2 separate regions of the Homo sapiens genome follow, and region 2 is linked to region 1. The links are chromatin loops, found by intact Hi-C in ENCODE. Cell type or tissue: dorsolateral prefrontal cortex. All regions are shown on one strand. Each heading gives the region's core, and the rest is flanking DNA. Links, peaks and the distances in the headings are about the cores only. Region 1 overlaps UST (uronyl 2-sulfotransferase). Region 2 has its middle 190 kb from the start of UST.

What was found. A loop is a pair of places that touch in the nucleus more often than their neighbours do. Peaks named below come from ENCODE experiments on the same cell type or tissue, not always from the same donor. Only the 100,000 strongest peaks of a DNase experiment are listed, where the experiment ranks them.
Region 2: it touches region 1 in a loop (5-fold over the local background); 95 of 110 quality-filtered maps call a loop at or near these places.

What each region holds. Positions count from the first base shown.
Region 1 is chr6:148,944,212-148,953,631 of GRCh38, forward strand. The region is part of intron 3 of UST (uronyl 2-sulfotransferase); the gene reads left to right. Among named protein-coding and RNA genes, the nearest start is that of UST-AS1, 16 kb to the right of the region's middle. In dorsolateral prefrontal cortex, for the core only: CTCF peaks have their summits at 3,864 (motif pointing left) and 4,080; a DNase peak (open chromatin) is centred at 3,890.
Region 2 is chr6:148,554,874-148,564,293 of GRCh38, forward strand. No RefSeq gene overlaps it. Among named protein-coding and RNA genes, the nearest start is that of UST, 190 kb to the right of the region's middle. RefSeq lists a silencer at 4,974-5,153. In dorsolateral prefrontal cortex, for the core only: CTCF peaks have their summits at 5,055 (motif pointing right) and 5,255; DNase peaks (open chromatin) are centred at 5,068 and 5,388; H3K4me3 peaks cover 741 bases; H3K27ac peaks cover 774 bases.

The DNA of each region.
Region 1 (9,420 bases), core at 652-8,651:
AAATTTGTTCCCATAGAATCATTGTCCTCTAGAGTTAATAACAATTCCACTTCAGGTGCAGTATGACTTAAACAGGCTCTTGTGGGCTGGCCTGGGACTTTATCCACCGTGTAGAGAATTTCTTTTATGAGAAAATGTGCTCCAAGTTTCAAACTACTGACTTACAAATGAACTTTGGAATATTATCCATTTCTAAGACCAGATTATCTATTCCATTTCATTCATACAAAAAGGCACCTCTCTGGGCCACAGTCAAATTCACACATGCATTGCTCTCTGGAGGGTAGTTGTGATCATACACACACACACACACACACACACACACACACACACACAGAGCTAAATTTTTTAAATCTATTAAATGGAACAAGACACTGAAGGGATTATTAAAAAGGAAAGGGAGTGTGAAGACACCAAATGTTAGAATGCCTATAAAAATCCCACTACATCTGTCCTTATAAAAATAGAAATACCTTTGAAGTTCATATTTTGGGAAATATCACCTCAACAGCAGAGCATGGGCAATGGCTGCTGGGCAAGTGTTGGACTTTCGCACAGCTCATCATGCAAACCTGTGATGACATCATTGCATTTATGCCCTAAAACTAGATTTCAGGTCTTAAGCTGGCTTAAATTATCTCTTGAAAAATGGAGATTATATACAGCTTTGAAAAATAGGGAATTTTTTTCCCCAGAAGACATGGCATGTGATTGCCAAAAAAACACATAACCATCTTTGGTTAAGAGGTGACACCATCTTTCTGAGCATTGCTCTAAATACAAGAAAGGTCAGAGTGCTGCAGGTGTATTACAACTATGAGAATCCATAATTACTTTCATTCTCTTTAAAGAAAAGCAAAAGTTACCAGCATATTGAGAAGGCACATAATTTTACTATTTCTATTTCTGTTGAAACTGAGGATTACGTGTTGGATACAGCACCTACAACCTGCATTGTTTTTCTTCATTGTTTCATTGAACTTTTTGGACCTAAAAATATACTACTGAGTGGGTATGATTCCCTGTTTTATGGGTGAGACACCTAAGACAATCAGATTGTAACTTTCCAAATACATTGTAATGACTATCAGTGGCTCTTGGCCTTGAACCTAGGCCTTCCTTAATCCAAAAGCCATTCTCATCATGCAGTGTTTATCTCCTCTAGCTGGATAGCAGAATCTCAGCAGAGCCTTTTAAAACCTAGAGTTGCAGTGGCCCTTCTCCTGGAGATTCTGGGGTAGAGCCCAGAAAACTTTTTCTTTAATGAAGTGTCACAAGAGATTTTATGATGCAGCCAGGGTTAAGAAGCTCTGTCGAAATCATCATACCAGCATTGCCCTAGGTATGTTCCTGAGAATCCTAGTCCTCTAAGACATTGAAAGAAAAAAAATATTATGGTTCAATAAATTTGGTAAATGTTGCGTGCCTTGTCCCGAATGAATCAATTCACGATGATTATTCGCATTTTGAAGACTTCGAAAATTAAAAACAAAACTGCAAACAAACTGTTTGACTGGATTTCACCTAGCGTTTTTGCAGTCTTCATTGTTCAGGGGAGTCTTAATGAGTGTTTGTGACTCATTTGCATTCTGCAGAACTCCAGTTCATTGTCTGTGAAATACTAGGCAAGTCCACATCCTCCCACCAGTTGTAACAGTAAAGGCTACTATATCACTATAAACGTAACATCTGTTCTGACCCTCCAACAGCTATTCAAATTATTAAAACCTTGAAGAGTTATATAAAGGGTGGAGGAGAGAGAGATCCTATGCCCATGTGCCCTAGATAGCTTTAGCTTCCTTATCAAAACACTATTTCCTTACAATATTTTAAATTTCCCTCTCCTGTTGCTCTTGCCCCCTGCAAGTTTCAAGTCTGAATGGTGGCTAGAAAGCAGTGAGACTTAGGGGGAAAAAACCCAACTCACCTAAAAAAATCATGTTAAGTTTGTAAAAGTCTACAGGCTACAGGGATCCCTAAGGCATGGTTAATCGGGCCTCTGTTTAATCAAGAAGGTGGGCCAGGCATGGTGGCTCACGCCTGTAATCCCAGCACTCTGGGAGGCCGAGGCGGTGGATCACCTGAGGTCAGGAGTTCGAGACCAGCCTGGCCAACATGGTGAAACCCTGTCTCTACTAAAAACACAAAAATTAGATGGGCGTGGTGGTGCACGCCTGTAATCCCAGCTACTCAGGAGGCTGAGGGAAGAGAATCACTTGAACCCAGGAGGCAGAGGTTGCAGTGAGCCGAAGTTGCACGACTGCACTCCAGCCTGGGCGACAGAGCAAGACTCCATCTCAAAAAAAAAAAAAAAAAAAGGCCGGGTGCGGTGGCTCATACCTGTAATCTCAGCACTTTGGGAGGCTGAGGCGGGCGGATCACGAGGTCAGGAGATCAAGACCATCCTGGCTAACATGGTGAAACCCTGTCTCTACTAAACAAAATACAAAAAATTAGCCGGGCGTGGTGGCGGGTGCCTGTAGTCCCAACTACTTGGGAGGCTGAGGCAGGATAATGGCCTGAACCTGGGAGGTGGAGCTTGCAGTGAGCCGAGATTGCGCCACTGCACTCTAGCCTGGGCGACAGAGCGAGACTCCATCCCAAAAAAAAAAAAAAAAAAAAAAAAAAAAAGGTGCACTCATTCATTTTTACAGCAGATTTCTCTGTTTTTTGTTCATTCACTTTGATGAATATTTATTGAGAACCTAGTATTAATGTGCGTATTAAACCCCAGACAGCCCACTAGATATTAGTGCACCCTATTTCTAATCCTCGAGGCAACATTGTTAGGAAAGCATTATTGCCCCATGTTAGAAGGAGGAATAAGTGTGTACAGGAATCTGATTAAAATATAGTGTAAATTAAGAATAATGTGGGAGAATAAGACTTGAAAGCAAACGGGGGTCAAATCCCGAACTTTAAATGCTGGGCTTCGGAGTTGGAACTTTCTTCTGTAGACAGTGGGAAGCTATTCCATTTATGCCTGAGGTAGCAATTTTTTTAAATTTTTGCAATCAGACCTTGGCAATGACCTTGAGCAGTAGGATGTAAATAACTCCCACATGCTTAGCGTTCCAATAATGGAACACTAGGCATACATGGGTTAATAAAAAATTGTTCTTAATCACGATAGGCACCAAAATCTGCTGGGGAGCGTTCTCACAATATGTGTATTCAGGTCCCACTGCAAAATACAGAGCTAAACTTGTAAAGGCAGAGCCAAAGTTATTTGTATTTTGCAGGGGAAAAACTCCCGAAGAGGTCCTCACGCACAGCCCTAGCAAGGAATGATTTCACAAAAGCCTCTGATTATTAGAAAGTTTTCCTTTTATTGAAGTGAATCCTTTACTACGCTAGGAAAATCCCGCTGTCACCTGAGACTCTCTCAAACCCCTGAAGACTCCATGCGTCCCTGAAGATTTATGAAGTGTTGTCTCCTCATGAGCCTCTCTCTTTATCCCAGGAACCTTTCTCTGGCTTGACATGTTTTGGAAAAGCCTCGCTTAGAATGACCGTCAGAACTTCCCGACTTTATAGGAGTGGGGACAGTGTCCACAGGCATGAGAGTGCTCCAACTGGACCTTAGAGTCAAACCAAAGAGAGGAGCCTGGTCCCTTTCCATGCCACAGGGATTAGTTCACACAGCCCTGCAGACGTCTAGTCTTGGAGCCCTACACACAGAAACTGAGTCCGCTAATAGAAACTTGGTGGAAAAAAAAAAAAGAAAAACAAGGAAGAAGCAGCAAGGCCTGCAAAAATAAAATAAGTTTTTCCTTTCCTTCCAGTTGCAGCCATGAGATTTTCTCTGTAATTGAGACCCAGGCTCTTTGCCTTGATCATGTCATTGCTCCCCCTGGTGGACTTCTTCTTCATTGCAGGCGTGTGTTGCGCTGACTGCTTCCCGCAGGCCATCCTGCCTCCTGCTTACAAGGGCTACCCCATACTGTGGGAAGAGGGAAGGGTCACCGGAGCCTCCAGCCATCTTCCCAGGCTCTGAGGTTCAAGGGCCAAGGCTCTTCCTGTGAGCTACTCCTTATTTTGCTTTGATATGTTAAAAACATGTCCTTTCTGTAAAATGCTTTGCAAAATTGTAAGACGTCTAGGTGTTCATGAGTGACACAGAATTCACTTATGAACCACGTAGGGTTAGATACCGCCTCTGCTGACAAATATTTGCCAAGAAGTCAGGAGCAAAGTCTGACTGTGTTGGTAGAACTGCAGGTAAAGGTTTTCTGCTGCACCATCCCAGCCAGTCAGGTTGAAAGCAAAAGATTAGGAATTACTTACTGATATGCTGTGATCTGATTTTTTTCTTTTAGGTATCTTTCATTACATAGTTATCTTTTTTAGTATTTAAAATTAATTTTCTGTTCTTGTTAGGATATATACTCAGTTTTCCCACCTAGAACTTTTAAAAAGTATTATCTCTGGCATTTTAAAGCTTTTATTTTTGTATTATTTCATAATGCTTTTCCATCTGTTAGAACTTTCTTTCAAATTTTCAGCACATCACAAGAAAAGAAGAAAATTTATATTCCATAAACCTTCTTTGTTCTCCAGACTTTTGTGCTAACCAATCTGTTCCTTCCATTTTGAAAGGTTATGTATAGATCAAATCTCGGTGGGAATGGTGAATAGATTGCAGCCAGTAAATAAAAAACAGGATTTAGGGTTTGGAAAGACTTGGATTTCAATCCTGGCTTTACCTCTTGTGTGGATAAGGCTTTAAGCAACCAATGCAGCCTTTTGTGCCTCAGTTTCTTAACCTCTACAGTAGGGATAATAATACTTATCCATGGCTGGGCACGGTGGCTCACACCTGTAATCCTAGCACTTTGGCAGGCCAAGGCGGGTGGATCACCTGAGGTCAGGAGTTCAAGACCAGCCTGACCAACATGGTGAAACCCTGTCTCTACTAAAAATACAAAAATTAGCTGGGCGTGGTGGCAGGCGCCTATAATCCCAGCTACTGGGGAGGCTGGGGCAGGAGAATCGCTTGAACCTGGGAGGGGGAGGTTGCAGTGAGCCAAGATTGCGCCACTGCACTCCAGCCTGGGCAGCAGAGTGAGACTTCGTCTCAAAATAATAATAATAATAATAATAATAATAATAATAATAATAATACTTATCCGTGGGTTTCTTGTCCACTGCACTCCAGCCTGGGCAGCAGAGACTTTGTCTCAAAATAATAATAATAATAATAATAATAATAATAATAATAATATTACTTATTCATGGGGTTCTTGTGAGGATTAAATGACACCATATGTATAAAGAGCACCTTGGTGCACTCAGAAAATGGGAGTCTGTTTGATGGTGTTATGTCCTGGATGTTATAATGGTAAGACTGTTTGCCCCATGTGACACCAGGATAATGAACATATGGGTCTGTCTCAGAAAGGCTAAATTCATAGCCTGAGTGCTAGATAATTCTGTCTTCAGTTAACTATACATTTCTTGACTCCAAAAAGGATTTCTAAAGATGATAGCTTCATTTCATAAATATTTGTGGGGTGTATGTTCTGTCCAAGTACCTTGAGTAGGCTTTCTAGGGGATAAAGCCTGCCCCCAACCCTCACAGAATTTACATTTCAGCTCAGACTCGTGCACAAACTCAACTACAATGTAATGTAGAAAGTGCATGTCCTGAAGAATTTTCAGATGCACTGCTATGGAAGGTCATGTTCAAAACCAAGCCCATTTCCCCCCTTATCTGCAGCCAAATCTTTTCCTCCCCCAGCATTGCCCATCTCCATGAATGGATACCATCACGTATTTGGTTGTCCTAGCCAGGAATCTGGGAAGGAAGCTCTCTTGGCCACTTGCCCTGCCTCCCTTCCATTGGCAGGTAGTCACCTCCTTAACCCTCCCGGAACCTCCCCTTCTGTCTTACTTACATTGACTTATTTCAGTGGTTCTCACACTTTTGTGCCTTAGCATCCCTTGGAAGGCTTGGCAAAACACAGACTGCTGGCACCCCTTCCCCCAGAGTTCCTTCTAATTCAGAAGGCCTGGGGCGGATCCTGAGAATTTGCATTTCTAACAAGTCTCGGGTGATGCTGATGCTGCAGGTCTGGGGACCACACTGAAAACCACGACCTCAGTTCATGCCATTGTCATTTGCTGTTGGGATTATTGCCCAGTCTTCCTGGCTGTGCTTCTGTATCTAATCCTTACCCTTCTTCACATTCTCCACCCTGTCCTCAGATCTGGAAAAAAGAATTTTTTCTGGCTGTTGATCACCCACAGAATAAATGTCAGAATTCCTGCTGTGATCTGCAGTGCCCTCCATTACCTGACTCTTACCTGATTCTCTAGTCTCACCTGCTACTTTGCTGATCCCATCTCGGATCACTGAACACCTCTGGCACACTGAACTCCTGCAGTTCCTTGGTGCCGTATCATTTTATGTTCTGCCTTTTGTATCTGCTCTTCATTATTTGCAATGCCATGAATCCCTTTCTTTCCTGGCTAACTCCTCTAGGCCCTTCCAGACTACTGAGGGAAACCTCCCTGGGGAAGCATTACCTCTCCATCTGAATGTAGAGAGAGGTGCTTCACTTATCTACCATCTACCTCATGGTGGTTATCACATGATTGTACCTGCCTCTTAGTCCACCTCACCCACAAGACTCTGACAGCTTCCTAACAGCAAGAACCAAATCCATCATCTCTATAGCCATAACCCTGAGCAACATTGCCTGATACAGAGGGGAGATCAAAGGATGTTGAATGAAAAGGGCTATCCAGAAAGGCTACTTGGAGGGGTAGATATTTTAGCCAGAGGTGAAGAGTGGTTAGTATTTAGACACACAAGGAGTAGCAGAAGAACATTCTGAAAGAGGGAACTTAAACTGGAGCTTGGACTTGGTCAGGCTTTAGTGTGAGGAAGGAACAAGGAGGGCTCTCATTTGGCTGGCCACAGCATGTGTGGTCCTGAGAGCCAGTTGAGGGAAATAGCACAGGTGGAATTCACATGGCTCAACACACCATTGAATTATGGGAGTCCGGGAAAGAGCTGGATCAAAGGTGGGAATATGCCGAGCACCAGTAACCTGAACCAGACTGTCCAGAGATGGATGAGGCTGGATAAAGAGTAAAGATGGGTGAGGATTAAGTGTGTTTGTGGCCATGGTGGAGTTTGAGGGCACCATTAGGACATATTCCACTGTCTTCTTCATGTGTCTTCCCACCCATCTTATTCGTGTTTTTATCTCCAGTGCCTAATAAGTACTCAATGAATGATGAGTGAATTTATGCCATGGAATCAGACTAAAGGCCAGGAGTGGTCCCGCATGAGCCAGGGAGAGGAGAGGTGGCTCGTTGGTGATTTTAGGTGGTGCCATTGTCACCCCCTGATGCCTCTCCTGCAAATAAGATTTAGGTGAAGGAACAGGCAGGCTGCTGGCCATGGGGGGAGGACCAGGCAAGAGACCTCAAGCAATGGCAGCAACGAGTTCAGAATATGACTGCTTGTCGCCAAAAACAAGGAAAGTCTTAGAATTTGTGAAGATCAAACCGGCTGAGAGCTGAAATGTACCCTCTGCCTTCACTGTGCTAATACAATAAACACGAGCATTAGTACCTTGATTCTATGTTTAAAGATAACGTCTAGAAAGAGTTATACATTGTCACTGCTAATCCATTTTTTTCCTCCTGAAATAGACAGCTTTATGACTATTATGACACTGTTCTCAAAATCTAACTACTACTATTCTTCCATTAAATTTAACACATTGACATGTGTTTAGAGAATATAATTTAATGTGGAATATGTGAAAGAAACGTTTTTCCTTCTGACCTGTTCTTCCAGTTTTCTTGTACAGTACTAGGGGGCTTTCTTGTATGACTCTTCTGTGTGCAGAGAAATATCTGAATAAAATAACCTAGAGATAAAAGTGTTAATGGTCTTTACATTAAACATACACACAGTCAAGAGTTATTTTTCCAAGCAGGCACCCTCAGAGATAAATTACCTATGGTTATGTCTCCAAACCAGTAATTCCATTAGTAAATGCATCAAAAATCAAAATGAACAACGTGACCACGCAGGAAGTTTTACTACCAAAAACAAGCACTTGCAGGTGGTGTGTCGAGGATAAACAGTAGATAAAGAGGCAGGATTCAATTTCCTTTTATACTGAGGTTTGAGGACAGACAGACCATTATTCACTCATACCTGCCACTGACTAACAGAAGCACAGGGTTTATGAACTGCGAGTCATTTACCTTTAAAATTCAATTTCATTCCTTCAATCGTTGTGAGCTTGAATATCTAATTACAAGGTTTATACACTGAGATCCTAGTGTAATAATCTATAAAGCGTGTACTAGTTGGAGTTAATTCATTGAACAAATATTTATCGAGCACTTATATATGTGTCAGCCCCTGTGTTAGACATGAAGGAACAAGGCAGACTTGGGCTTTCTGTCATGTTTGAGACAAACCTGGAGTTCCAGACTCTTATTTTATTGTTCTTGTTGCTACTGCGGTTCACATGTGAATGACTGGTTTTGTTTCCAGTTTTTCAACTTGAACTATTTCATAAAACATGAAATGTTGCACTTCTGACATTCATCCAAAGTAGCAAGCTGCAATGTGCTTTTAAAAAATTCCACAGTGTGTTCGTTTTGATGGGGCCAACCAGAAAAACTAGGGAAAGAGAAGTTCAGAAAGTTAGGGAGTCATAAGAATGCTTGGAATTTCTAACAGATTTTACTAAACATTTTCTGTATCATGACATGTTCCAGAAGGCCATAAAAGTTAGTTTATACGAATATAAACTACTTTTTGCCTTGCTGATAACTGCAAATAAATAATTCAGATGACCACCCACCAAAACACCAAGACATTTGGGGGTTTATGTGTTTCCTACAGAATATTTTCCTTATAAATTTCATGGTCAAGGAGCACAAGAATGAAGTAGTACCTCATTTTATTCCATTTTTAAATTCTGCAGCACCTGTTTCAATATTTTTGTATATCCCAATAATATCATTTACAGAATAAGATAATGACTAACCTCCTTCCTTGATTTGACTTTAAAGGAAGGGATAGAAGGCATTCTTTTATTTACATTTTAGTACAGCAACACACTGATTTCTCCAGTCAAAATTACTTAATCTGTCACGTTGCTTTCATGGTAACAATCAACTAAATGAGACACAGGACTATCAATTTGGATAGCACTGTTTTATTCGCTAAGGAGCCTTATGTAAAACTTGATAAATGTTGCACTTATACCGCTGGTCCACTGGGAATAAGTGGGAATAAAAAGAGTCGGATATTGGCCAGGCGCGGAGGCTCACGCTTGTAATCCCAGCACTTTGGGAGGCCGAGGCGGGCGGATCACGAGGTCAGAAGTTCGAGACCACGGTGAAACCCTGTCTCTACTAAAAAATACAAAAAATTAGCCGGGC
Region 2 (9,420 bases), core at 774-8,773, 390 kb before region 1:
AAACTAAAGAGCTTCTGCACAGCAAAAGAAACTACCGTCAGAGTGAACAGGCAACCTACAAAATGGGAGAAAATTTTCGCAACCTACTCATCTGACAAAGGGCTAATATCCAGAATCTACAATGAACTCAAACAAATTTACAAGAAAAAAAAAACAACCCCATCAAAAAGTGGGCGAAGGACATGAACAGACACTTCTCAAAAGAAGACATTTATGCAGCCAAAAAACATGAAAAAATGCTCGCCATCACTGGCTGTCAGAGAAATGCACATCAAAACCACAATGAGATATCATCTCACACCAGTTAGAATGGCAATCATTAAAAAGTCAGGAAACAACAGGTGCTGGAGAGGATGTGGAGAAATAGGAACACTTTTACACTGTTGGTGGGACTGTAAACTGGTTCAACCATTGTGGAAGTCAGTGTGGCGATTCCTCAGGGATCTAGAATAGAAATACCATTTGACCCAGCCATCCCATTACTGGGTATATACCCAAAGGACTATAAATCATGCTACTATAAAGACACATGCACACACATGTTTATTGCGGCACTATTCACAATAGCAAAGACTTGGAGCCAACCCAAATGTCCAACAATGATAGACTGGATTAAGAAAATGTGGCACATATACACCATGGAATACTATGCAGCCATAAAAAATGATGAGTTCATGCCCTTTGTAGGGACATGGATGAAATTGGAAATCATCATTCTCAGTAAACTATTGCAAGAACAAAAAACCAAACACTGCACATTCTCACTCATAGGTGGGAATTGAACGATGAGAACACATGGACACAGGAAGGAGAACATCACACTCTGGGGACTGTTGTGGGGTGGGGGGAGGGGGGAGGGATAGCATTAGGAGATATACCTAATGCTAGATGACGAGTTAGTGGGTGCAGCACACCAGCATGGCACATGTATACATATGTAACTAACCTGCACATTGTGCACATGTACCCTAAAACTTAAAGTATAATAATAATAAAAGAAAATAAATAAATAAATAAATAAATAAATTAAAAAGTCTTGGAAATAACAAGAAAATAATTAAGGAATATCCTCTGTGTCTCCAGACTCCTGATCCACCTGGCCCTCAGCCTGACTGAGTCTCTTCCCACTTCATAGAACAATGGAAATCATCCATTGGGCCTCACTTGCAAACTCCCCAGCATCCTCTTCTCATCTTTCCTCATGGCTCCTGCCATGACCAGGGAAGTGTTTCTCCATTCATCTAACCCTACTTGAGCTCAGGATGCTGTCCCAGGACTCCCAGCCCCTCATTCACTCCCTCACTTCTCTGTACTTTCCCCTGGGCACGTGCTTGTGGCAGGCGGTGCTGTGCTCTTCAGGCCAGCCCGTAGTCCTCTATTTTGATATTTGCACTCTCCCTTGGGGAAGACTGCACTCCCACATCTCAAGTTGTTCCTGCCACCACTTTCCTGTCATGAGTCCCCATCCTCCTCCAAGCGAGCACAACGCACGCCAGGCTAGAACAGTGTTCACCATTCTTTCCTTTGAAAAACTCTCTCTCAAACTCACATTTTCCTTGTCTAGATAATCCAGTCTCTTGCTTTTCACAGCCAAATATCTTGAATTATGTTTCTGTCCATTGTCTCTTCTTCCTTATCCTTCATATATCCGTCAGCCCACTGCTCCCTGGATGCAACTAAGGCCACGGACGGAAGTAACATTGCTAAATCCAGTGCGACCTCCCCGGCTTCCACTTCCTTGTCTTCTCTGCAGCATTGCGTGGGGCTGCCCTTTGCCCCCACTTCCCATTCTTGATCTTCCCCGCTCCCCTCTGCCCTCTCCCATCTCAACAGCCACTGCCTCTCAGCACCCTTGGCAGCCTCTTTCTCTGCCCACCCTTTGAATGTTCAGGGGCCTCAGACTTCCATCCCAGGGCCTCTTCTCACCCTTGGTGATCTCTCTGTGGTTGACTTTTCATCTCCAAGAGTTAGCTTAGAGTAAAAGAAGCAATCCCAGAAATTCGTCACTTAAGAAGAAATGTAGCGCTTCTATCTAAGAGGATGCTGATTACAATGAGAACAACCCTCATGGTAAGATGCTGCCCCAGCTATTTGCTTGTTAGACTACCCATGCATCCTCAAGCACCAGCTCAATTTTGGTCATTGTTACAATGTCCCTGAGCTGGGTTTAGTATCTGGTCTCTAGAATAATTCCAAAGAAGGAAAATCAGAGGCTGTATTCTGCTGTGCAGGCAACATATTATTCTATAATTTCTGGTATTTTGGACCACCTTCTAGTCTTGGGGAATCAGTTCTATAGTTTCCGTGGCACCCAAAATGTCCTCTAGATCTTTACTTGTCAGTCCGAGTATGCAACACAAATTGTCCTCCAATGGGTAGAAAGCAAGGAAAGCGTGGTGAGAGCAGCTATTTACTGGGCAAATCACTATACTGAGTGCCTGAGGCAGTTTATACGCTTTATTCATTCAATGAACACTAAGTGGACATTCATTCTCATCCCTGTTTGACCAGTGTAGAGTCCATGAGCACAGGGACTTTGCTTATTTTTTCAATCCCAGTACCTGGTACAGTGCCTGACACATGAGGAGCTGAAAATATAAATATTGAATAACAAGGTTCAGAGAAGTTAAGACATTGTTTCAGGCTGACATAGACAGTAAGTAACAGGACTGAGATTTGAGCACAAATCCGCCTGACTCTAGAACCCACGTTCTTTATAGGATGAAAATTATCTCTAGCAACAACTGTCCCCTGAATCTCCTGAACTTTGCACATTCACTTCTCTCTCTTCACAAACAGATGTCTTAAAGTTTATCAACATGTCCCAAATGAAATATCTGGCCCCCCTGCAGATCTCTGCCCCACCCATGTCAATTTCCCCTCTCAATAACAGCTTCCAGTTACTTCGTTCAGACTTAATCATCCTTTACTTCTTTTTCCTTTCACATTCTGCATTCAACCTGTTGGGAAATCCTGTGGTCTCTGCTTTCAAAGTCTCTCCAGAATCTGACCATTCCTCACCGTCTCCACTACTACCAAACCAGCCCAAGCCACAGCCACCACCCTCGCCTCGATGCTCACTGTGGTTTCCTGCTTTTCCTGCCCCCATCTCCGCCCACCCTTGTGATCTACAGTAGCTCATACAGTAGCCTGGGTGACCTTGTTAAGGGCTGAACACTTGAATCTCCCCCAAGTTCGTATGTTGAAGCCCCAGCCTCCAGTGTGATGGTATTTGGAGGTGGGGCCTGTGGGAGATTATTAGATTTGGATGAGGTCACACAGGCGGAGCTGCATGATGGGATTAGTGCCCTTATGGGAAGAGGAAGAAGACACCAGGCATTACTTTCTCTCTCTACCATGTGAAGACACAGTGGGCAGGTGGCCAGCCGTGTGCAAGCCAGAAAGAGGACCCTCACCAGACTTTTTCTTTTTTTTTATGTTGTTGTTTTTGAGATGGAGGCCTTTTTGATTTTTTTTTTCTGAGATGGAGTCTCGCTCTGTCACCAGGCTAGAGTGCAATGGCGTGATCTCGGCACACTGCAACTTCCACCTCCTGGGTTCAAGTGATTTTCCTGCCTCAGCCTCCCGAGTAGCTGGGAGTACAGGCACGTGCCACCACACCCAGCTAATTTTTGTATTTTTAGTAGAGATGGGGTTTCACTATATTGGCCAGGCTGGTCTCGAACTCCTGACCTAGTGATCCACCTGCCTCAGCCTCCCAAAGTGCTGGGGTTACAGGCGTGAGTCACAGCGCCCAGCCTCCTCACCGGACTTTCTTGGACTTTCTAGCCTCCAGAGCTGTGAGGAAATGTTTGCTGTGTAAGTTACCCAGTCTATGGCATTTTGTTATGTATGGCAGCCCGAGCAGGCTAAGACAGACCTGTGAAAACATCAGGCAGATCGTGCCGCTCCTCTGCTCAAAACCTCCAATGGCCCCGTTTCTTTCAGAGTCAAAGGCAAATCCTTTGCGGTGGCCCAGCAGGTTCTGTGTAACCATCTCTTGTGACCTCCTAGCCTCCCCAGCCATCGCTACTCTTCAGCCACTCTGATTCAGCCACACAGGCTTTCTCCTTGGTCCGCAAGTTTAACGGACCGCTCTCACCTCGGGCCTCTGCAGGCTTCCTTCTGCCTGGAAGTCTCTTCTTCAGAAAGACCCTGTGGTTTTCTCATGCCCTTCTACAGGTCTTTGCTCAAAGGACACTTTTCAGAGTCCTGGCCTGATTCCGTCATCTGAAACTGCCTCTCCCTCAGCCTTTCCCTGGGCTACCACTCTCGAGTCCCACACCTGTGCCAGTTTCCACCTGGCGTTCATTCTCACCTTCTAACACACTGTGTCATCTTTAGGTTTATTGCTTAGTACCTTTCTCCCTTGCTACAATTTAACATCCGGGAACGCACAGGTTTGCTCCCTGGTGAACCTGAACCCTCTCCACTTGACACGTGGTATTTGCTGAATGAATGACTATTCCAGAATGACTAGCCCTTGGATCCTAAATGCAAACGCTGAAGAGGCTCTATTTTAACCCTCTTCTTTCCTAGGTTAGGAGACGGAGACCCAGAGGGGTGACACGAGGGGCTGAGGTCCATACGCGGATGGCTAGTGACAAGGTAAATAGACAAAGAGGCGGCTCCTCTCTGCGTATCCAAGGCTTAACTTTGACTTAACTTTGACCCACAGATTATTACCTTAAACCTGCTGGAGTGACCAGTTCTCAGGACTGGAAGTTGTGGAAATGACTATCAAGGGTGGTTTTGTGAACGTGTAGCTCATCACCGAAATCCACACGGAGTTTCCCTACTTTTAATGTCGGGTCACCTTCACATGTGCAGGTGCTAAATGTATCCATCCTCACATTGGGCACTACCAGGAACAGAAACATCTAATTTATTGTCTGTGGAAAATACAAAAATTGTTTCATAAAAAAAGAGAAAAACCTACAATTTTGGATTTCTTATGGATTTCCAAGTCAAAAAACAGTGGCTTAGAAAGAAATCAGGGCCCAGAGCCGGTTTCAGGTTTCGGCCTCCGTCTTGCCGAGCGAGCCGCTGCTGCAGTGCGTGGCCGCCAGAGGGCACTGCTTCGCCAGGCTGGAGGCCGAGCCAGCTCGCCGGGAGGCGCTGGTGGGAGGCGCGGGAGCCCCCGGGAGGAGCGCGTCCACGCCGCGCGGTGCGGAGCCGAGCCGCAGCCCCGAAACCGAGTGCGGCGGCAGCAGGGCCGGCAGGACCGCCACGACTCACCAAGTGAGCAGCGAGACCTGGAGTCCTGTAACCAAAACACCTATTAAAACTCCCAGGAGAGCGATGATGGGTGACCGATGGAACTCCTGGCTGCTTTCATGACCGGAGCTGGGCGGCCGCCTCGGTGTCCTGCACCTGCTGGGGTGCAGCGTCCACGTGTCTGTGTGTGCGCAGGCGCCCTCTTGCCTACTGCGGGAGCAAGCTGGGGGAAGCCGGATTAGGTCACTCCAAGGCCCTAAACTTTAGATGTCAAGCAATGGTGAGGGAACACCAGCCGCATTTTTTGTCTGAACATTTATTTGCTCATGGCCCAGAATAGCCTAGCAGTATAAGAGCAGCTGCCATCACTCAGTCCTGATGTGTAGTGAACGTACACACTCCTGAGAGCAGTTACCCTTCACAGGATGCCTGTGCACCGAACACCGAGATCCCCACTTTATAGCTGAAGGAACTGCAGCCACGAAGGTCGCAGGGAGAAGAGATGAGATTTGACCTTGTGTTATTTTATTCTGATGCCCTTTGGCTTAACAACTACTGAATAACTCCCTGGTTCTCAGCAGAACCCGTGAGAGATGTATAATTCGAGATTTTTTGCACGGAATTGGCTTAATTGCGAGGTGTGACGAGGCAAGTCTGAAATCCATAGGGCAGGCTGATCATCAGGAAGGACAGGCTGGAACTCACAGACACCAGCTGATGCTGCTGTCCACCATGACATTTCTTCTTCATCAAGGACGCCTCAGCTTTGCTTCTAAGGCCTTCTGATGCATTGAATCAGGCCCATCTGGATTGTCTAGGACAGGGGTCCCCAGCCCCTGGGCCACAGACTGGTACCAGTCCATGGCCTGTTAGGATCTGATTGCCTGTGAGATCAGTGGCATTGGATTCTCACAGGATCGCAAACCCTACTGTGAACTACACATGCAAGGGATCTAGGCTTCAGGCTCCTTATGAGAATCTAATGCCTGATGATCTGTCCTTGCCTCCCATCACCCCCAGAAGGGACCATCTAGTTGCAGGAAGACAAGCTCAGGGCTCCCACTGATTCTACATTATGGTGAGTATGTAATAATAATAGAAAGAAAGATGCACAATAAATGAAACATGCTTGAATCATCCTGAAACCATCCCCTCGCACCCCACCCCATCTACGGAAAAATTTTCTTGCATGGAACTGGTGACCAGTGCCAAAACGGTTGGGGACTGCTGGTCTAGGATACTCTCCCTTACTTAAAGTCAACTGATTTGGGGTTTTAATTTCATCTACAAAATACCTTCATAGAAACACCTAAGTTTGTGTTTCATTGAATAACTGGGGAGAGTAGAACACCATTATACCTGGGAAGCTTTGCAAAGGAGGCTGCCCGGGGCCTACTGCAGACCAATTGAATCTGAACTTCAGGGAATGAAGTCTGGACATTCATGAGTTTTTGCAAGTTCCACAAGTTATTCTGATGCATAGTAAGGGTTAAAAACTATGAGTATCTTCAGTGAAGGAGTTCCTGGGGCCTTGAAATTTACATTGAGCCACCAGCACTTGGTCCACTGTGCTGGGATCACAGGAGAAAAGACAGCGCCCAGCCTGGAGGTGGTGTGCTCTGGAGTTGTGCTTGCTCTGTGACCCCAGGCAGGTCCTTTCACTGCTCAGCCTCATTGTCATTATTTGTGCACATAGCAGGTGCCGGGAAAAGACCTGCCTGCCCCACTGACCTTTCTGCGAAAGCCACCCCTCTGCTGTCTGATGGCAGAATCTCTGCTTTGTTTGGCCTCATTATTTCCAGTCCCAGGACATGAATCGTAATTGGCTCAAACCAGTGGCAGCTGTGTCGGCCCCTCCCTCCCAAGCCCCCTTTGCCAGCTTCCCTTGCAGCCATTAGTGGCCACAGGACCCAACTGTATCCAATAAGGCACAGGCGGAGGGTGATATTTTCCTCACTCATAGAAGATTCTCCTGCCACCTCCCAGGCAACAGTAAAGATGAGGGTAGGGCAGCAGCCACATGGACCACATCAATGACTCAAGCCCACCCAACAGGGAGGAAAATCAGAAACTAGTCACAGCTTGTGTCCTCAATGCCACTTTGGAGCCAGGGCATTGTTTTCCTCCTTCAATTATAAAGTATTTGCAAGAATGCCTGCCCTGATTGGCAGTAGTCAAGGCAGGGAAAGGGAGAGAAAGATTCTGTAGCTGTTTCATTTCAGAGCTTTGGAATGTGTGGAGCTAACAGGGGTTTTGGAGAGGGAAGATTCAGAACTCAATGATCTAGCTGAACGTGGATTCCCCTGGCTCTAGTGCCTCCACATAGAGAAAAACCTCTTATTTACCACAGGCTCCTTCAGTAAATAACGATTCATCCTGAATATCTCAATGTCCCCTCAATGTCTCCTGAATATCGCATGGTGACTCCTATTTCATCCGTGCTTGAATTTTCTTCCTATCCTAGAGTCCTCCCCACATTCTTCTTTCTCTGTCTGTCTGAATTTTATCATCTGAAGTCAAGCCTCCTTCAGCAAGACTCAAGTAACTCCAGTCAACACCACCCCTTCCTGACAGCCCAGAATGCCCTTAGTTAAGGCATCGGATCTCAGAATCACAGAAGATCCCGGAGGAAGGGGACCCATCTAGCAGTTTAAACCTGCAAAGCATATCATTTCTTCCTTTGCCTTTTCCTAAACCATCAAGTCCTAACAAATCAATGTAAAACCACATTTGAAAGTGACACAGATTGGCTGAAATTCTGTTGGAGGACATGTTGCTATCTCTCATACATGCTCCTGTTTAATTAAATATGTCATTAGTCTAAAGGTCCTGTAATAGAGGTAAGAGAATGCTGAGAACTTCCAGTTTGTCCCATCTCTGAAAGCAAGTAACCTCTTTGATCTGCTTGACCAACAATGTCCCCGGGTAATTAGTGACTACTTGCCTTAAAATGGAGTCACTAGGAAGGGTCCCTGAAACTTCATGGGGGTGACTGGGTATCCACCTAGGTGGGGAACTGGCAGGTCTTTTTCATTTGGCAGCTGCTTCAAGTCCTGCTTAGCCAGGCTGGTTAGAGTTTACACTCTAAGCTCAGAAAGGGCTCAAGCTCCCCCCACCGTAGGAACTCTGGTCAGAACTCAGCGAAGCCATGCAGGGGAAGTTAGGGACTTTGCACTGGTCCTGGCCTCTCCCCTCCCTTCCATCGTAGCCTGGATGCCATCTGTCTCATGCAGCTGCCTGGGAGGGCAGACCTGGGAACGTCTCCCTCAGGAAGACAAGGCCTCTCTCTCTGAAGACCATGTAGGCACTGGGGCAGGCGCAGGACAGCTGAGGCAGGCTGGAGGCTGACCTCTCTCTCTTCTTGACAGGTGGAGGGATAGGGTTTGGGGTTTCCACACCGAGGTCATTAGGGCACATCAGAAGATGGGACCTCACTGTCCCTTTGTCCTCTGGAATAGCTCTTCTGAGATTCATTTCACCCACTTCCCCATTGGCTAATTCCAGTCCTCTTCTAGCTCCAATAAGCCTCCTCTTGGCTTCTATCCCATGTGCCAAGGTGAAAATCTATTTCAAGAGATTGTTTTAGAAGCAGTGGGTATTGGTGGGAGTGTAAATTAGTTCAACTATTGTGGAAGACAGTGTGGCAATTCCTCAAAGATCTAGAGGCAGAAACACCATTTGACCAAGCAATCCCATTACTGAGCATATACCCAAAGGAATATACATCATTCTGTTATAAAGATACATGCATGCGTATGTTCATGGCAGCACTATTCACAATAGAAAAGATGTGGAATCAACCCAAATGCTCATCAATGATAGATTGAGTAAAGAAAATATGATACATATACACCATGGAATACTATGCAGCCATAAAAAGAATGAGACCACGTCCTTTACAGGGACGTGGATGGAGTTGAAAACTATTATCATCCTCAGCAAACTAATGCAGGAACAGAAAACCAAACACCACATGTTATCACTCAGAAGTGGGAGCTAAATGATGAGAACACATGGACACATGGTGGGGAGGAACACACACTGAGGCCCATCAGAGTGGGGAATGGCAGGAGGGAGAGCATCAGGAAGAATAACTAATGGATGCTGGGCTTAATACCGAGGTGATGGGCGACCTGTGCAGGAAACAACCATGGCACACGTTTACCTATGTAACAAAACTGCACATCCTGCACATGTACCCCT